Regions from separate parts of the Homo sapiens genome. Here region 1 is linked to region 2. A link is a loop called in an ENCODE intact Hi-C map of the cell type or tissue named here. Cell type or tissue: Calu3. All regions are shown on one strand.

The links. Peaks named below come from ENCODE experiments on the same cell type or tissue, not always from the same donor. Only the 100,000 strongest peaks of a DNase experiment are listed, where the experiment ranks them.
Region 1: it touches region 2 in a loop (13-fold over the local background); 5 of 110 quality-filtered maps call a loop at or near these places.

What each region holds. Positions count from the first base shown.
Region 1 is chr4:9,122,244-9,124,743 of GRCh38, reverse strand. The region is part of intron 2 of LOC105369250 (a long non-coding RNA gene); the gene reads left to right. It also overlaps the pseudogene ENPP7P10. Among named protein-coding and RNA genes, the nearest start is that of FAM90A26, 47 kb to the left of the region's middle. In Calu3, CTCF peaks have their summits at 812 and 1,025 (motif pointing right); a DNase peak (open chromatin) is centred at 1,013.
Region 2 is chr4:8,960,131-8,962,630 of GRCh38, reverse strand. It overlaps the pseudogene UNC93B8. Among named protein-coding and RNA genes, the nearest start is that of HMX1, 90 kb to the right of the region's middle. In Calu3, no CTCF peak of the experiment used is centred here; a DNase peak (open chromatin) is centred at 1,070.

The DNA.
Region 1 (2,500 bases), 160 kb before region 2:
CGACATTCCTTAGCCCAGTGTTTTCCTTTTCCACATCTTGGACACAGGCCAGGTGGCTCTATTTTTTTTTTTTTTGCTCTGTTTATTTAAGCCTGGGCAATTCTTTTTTAGATGACCGATTTGACCACAATTATAACATTTTCCCCCAAATGTTTTAACTTGTCCTCCTAAAGCAACCCCTGTAATTGCTTGAGCCAATAGCATTGCCTTATGCATAGCTCCTCCAATCCCATCACAAGCCTTCACATATTCTGTAATTACATCAACTCCTGCTGAAACCTTTTCTCTTAATGGCTTTATGGCTGATTGACACTCTGGATTTGCGTTTTGATAAGCCATTGTTTCTACAATAACTTTTCGGGCGTTATTACCTGCAATGGATTTTTGAGCCGCATCTTGCAACCTTGCCACGAAGTCTGGATATGGCTCTTTAGAGCCTTGTCTGATTGAACTAAAAGAAGGGCATGAGGTTCCTGGGTCCTGAATCTTTTCCCAGGCCCTGAGGCAAATAGCCCTTAGTTGTTCAATAGCCTGATTTTCATTACTGATTGTTGGTTAGTAGTGCCCCAATTTGGACCTGTTCTTAGCAATTGGTCTGCATCTATATAAGCAACAGGATTAGTAGCCTGATTTTTTCGTAGCTGTTCTTGTACCCCATCATTCCACCAGGTTTTAAACTGTAGATACTGAGAGGGTGAAAGGGAAGATTTAGCCAAAATTTCCCAATCATAAGAAATAAGTCTATTTCCATGAGCAATGGAATCTAATAGTGTTCTCATATAAGGAGAGTTAGGTCCATATTGTTTAACTCCTTCCTTCATATCTTTTAAATTTTTTTATGGTGATAGATTCATATCTAGTCTTGGTTCAGACAGACGCTCTTGCTTGACTCCCTTTCCCGGCCGGCATTGTTTGTAACATTCCCGGATATTGCCATGCCTCAAGATCTCCCTGTTTTCTGGCTGTAGCAATGGTCTCATGCAGTGCACTACCTTGTCCACTAGGTGGTACTGTAAGATCAAACGCCATCGCCTTGGGTTGTTGATATAGTGCCTTGCTATTTGGCACAGGACGCACCGCCTGAGATCCATACTGAACCTCTGGAGACGGCGGATACTGAAATACGGCTGACGGCTTGTGTTGATAAACTACCGATGGTTGGGTTTTATTTTCTACTGGCTGGTATTGCGGATACTGTGCCTGGATTGGCATTTGAGATTGTGACATCAAAGGCATCTGAACCGCGGGAGAAGGAGTTGGTGGCCATCGTGGTCTAAACTCTGATGGCCCAAATAATTCTGGACCTCCTTCTCCCAATTTTGATGATTCAGGATATATTACCTCCTGTAATTGATTATAGTCAACATTCTGCATTGACCAAGCCAGTACAGGCTCTACTGCATTTTTACAATGTGTACTTTCCATTCCTTTCTTAAACTCTGTTCCTGCCTCTTCTTCACAATCTATTACACAGCTTTCAGAGGCATCAAAGACTGAAACGCTATCTTCTTCTATTTGAAATGGTTCTAAAGTTGCTTTAATAATGGCCCAATCATTCCATGCTGTAAGTGGGATGATTTTACCTTCCCTAATTGCTTGTTTTAGTTCTTTGCCAATTTTTTCCCAATCTTTTAAATATTAAGTTCCCTGTTCTGGAAACCATGGGCAGAATTGTTCTATTGTTTGAAACAGCGTAACTAGATTTTCTGTAGAAGCTTTAACTCCCCCTCTTCTTAAGATAATTTTAATGAAGCTGAGATAAGAAGCATATTTACTTTCAGTTTGCCCCATTGTTACCCTGGATTCCTCTGAGCGCACAAGCTAACCACAAGGCTGACTGTGGACGTACTAGGGAATCTCTCGTCGGCTGTCCTCAATGCTCACGTTCTTAGAGTACCTTCACCCTACAGAAGGGCCCCAAGCTGGGCTCCAGATGAAGGGGTGGCCTGCCCCTCCACACCTGTGGGTATTTCTAGTCGGGTGGGATGAGAGACGGAGAAAAGAAATAAGACACAGAGACAAAGTATAGAGAAACAACAGTGGGTCCAGGGGACCGGCACTCAGCACACCAAGGACATGCACCGGCACCGGGCTCTGAGTTCCCTCAGTTTTTATTGATTATGATTTTCATTATTTCAGCAAAAAGGAATGTAATAGGAGAGCAGGGTGATAATAAGGAGGTCAACAAAAAACATGTGAGCCAAAGAATCTATATCATAAATAAGTTCAAGGGAAGGTACTATGCCTGGACGTGTACGTAAGCCAGATTTATGTTTCTCTCCACCCAAACATCTCAGTGGTGTAAAGAATAACAAGGCAGCATTGCTGCAAACATGTCTCGCCTCCTGTCACAGGGCAGCTTTTCTCCTATCTAAGACTTGAACAAATGCACAATCGGGTTTTACACCGAGACTTTGAGTTCCCAGGGGCAGGCAGGAGACAGTGGTCTTCCTCCATCTCAAATGCAAGAGGCTTTCCTCTTGTACTAATTCACCTCAGC
Region 2 (2,500 bases):
CAGGTGATACCCCCACCTCAGCGTCTCAAAATGCTGGGATTATAGGCATGAGCCACTGCTCCCAGCCCACTCCCTGCTATTTTTAGTTCTATTTTTATTTTTATTTTTATTTTTATTTTTATTTTGAGATGGATTTTCGCTCTTGTTGCTTAGGCTGGATGGAGTGCCAAGGCCCCGTCTCGGCTAACTGCAACCTCCGCCTCCCAGTTCAAGCGATTCTCCTGCCTCAGCCTCCTGAGTAGCTGTGATTACAGCCACCTGCCACCACGCCCAGCTAATTTTTGTATTTTTAGAAGAGACGAGGTTTCACCATGTCGGTCAGGCTGGTTTCAAACTCCCTACCTCAGGCAATCTACTTGCCTCGGCCTCCCAAAGTGCTGGGATTACAGGCGTGAGCCACCGTGCCCGGCCTTTAGTTCTATTTTTAAAAAATGTTTAGCAACTGGGACTTGCTAGACCGAGCCACCATCTTTTGGGAGCAGAGCATGAGAAGCCTGCTCCCGTTCAGGACATGAAGGGAGACAGACGCAACATCTGGACAACAGGGTACCAAACAGCCCACAGGATGGCTGTGATGCACCCACAAATCCCCTCAGAGGTGGGCAAACTGAGACTGGCTGGAGGTGGGCCAGTAAGTGGGGTGCTGAGTTGGGGGCCACCCAGTGGGCTGCAGGAATGGGGCCTTGGCCCAGAGACTGGCTTGGGAAGGGGTGGCGTTTAGGAAGCTGTGAAGCCAGGGCAGGGGCTAAGGAAATACCTGTCATTGGGCATGGGGCCCCCAACCCTGCCCAGTCTCACCTTCATGTGCAGGCTCGAGCCCAGGTACACGGTGAAGATGGCCACAGCCTGCCACCAGTGGTAGATGGTGAAGATGAAGTCCTGTCTCTCCTTGTCTTCGTACAAGATTCCCAGGAGTGCTGCAGGCAGGCAGTACAGGGCAGTCAGGGGAGAGGTGTCACCTGGGGCCTGGGGCTGCCTAGCTACCATCTACGAACTTTACTAAGCCCTGTATGTGTCCCAGCCCGGGACCAGAGAGCGCCTAGAAAGTGCTGTAAGCTGGTCCTGGCCTGCCCCCTGGTGGAGACCCTGGTCACCACGCTGCTCACACGCTAAGCAGAAGTAGGAGCAGGTGTGCCGGGTTGTGTGGATGCAGGTGGTCCCGCTCCGCACCACATGCGTGGCCTCAAAAGAAGAAAGCTCTGTGCTTAGTCATGTCCTGTCCCCAACCCCAGGTGTGCAGTACCAAGCTTGCAGGCGCTGTTTCTCTTTCTCAGCCTGGACTAGAGAGATCGAACTGTTTGCAGCTGCCAACTCTGCAAATCAAACCTGAAGCTAAGCATGGAGAGGGGGCTTCCTTTCCAGTGAGTCCTCCCAGGGTGGGCAACAAGAGTAATGCATTGGGAGTCAGAAGATGCACACTCGTTCTCAGGACTGTAACGTTGGCTCTGTGGGTGATTTGGGTACTTAACTCCCCAGAGCTGCTTTTCCCAATGGTGAGATGAGCCTATGCCTATTGTGTGCTGTGTTCTGAAGTTCTAAAGTGAGAAAGTGGGCATGGCACCTGCCAAATCATAGGGGCCACTATTAACACCTTCACCAGGCACTCAGGACATGAACACTCCTGTCTTGGGGCCCTGCAGGGTGACTTTACCCCCACAGTGCTGCTATGAAGAGACAAGGATCCCCCAGGGTTCACCGGAGGAGATGGGATATGGAGCTGGGCAGAGGGGATGCCATGACCAGACAGGGCACAACATGGGTCCAAGATACCCAGGATGGACTCTGCCCAGAATTGACTATCCTTGGGCAAAACGGCCAAGAGACTGTGGTGCAGTATGAGGCTCCAGCCCCTGCTACAGACAGAGACACCGAGCCACCCTCTGCCCTGCCAGGAGCAGGCATGACCTCTGCCACTCCACACCCCCAAGGATGACGTTCAAAACTGTTCTTAGTTTCGGCCCATCAGAACAGACACTGACATGGATGCCCTGCAGGACTGTGCCCATGTGTGCTAGCTGTGTGTCACTGCATGTGCCCATCTGTGGGCAGGGAGCATCCTGGAGCTGAACATGGGCCCACCCGCTGCCTTCTGCAAACAGGGCCCTGTTCCCCAGCAGCCCAGACCTGGGGCCTGGACTCTGGTACTGAGCAGACTGGGTTGGGGCTGCAGGCCTGCTCCTCTCTATACAAAGGCCCATGTCTGTATCTATGCCGTGGATGTACAACAGGCCACTTGCTCCTACCACATGCTCTGTGAGGCAGAGACCAAAACATCTGCTCCAAGTGTCATGAAAAATATGCCAGGGTAAGCCCTGTCCCCTGGTATGAAAAGGAAGAATCCCTGATGTGTTTTTCATACCGTCCCTAAGGGGTGTCCACAGAGCCCCACACCTGCCCCCTGTAGCCACGAGATTTCACACTGATGCTCCAGTGTTGATGGGGCCCTGTGCCCACCATGGGGTATTAATGGAATGTCCATGGCGTGGAACCCCCACACCTG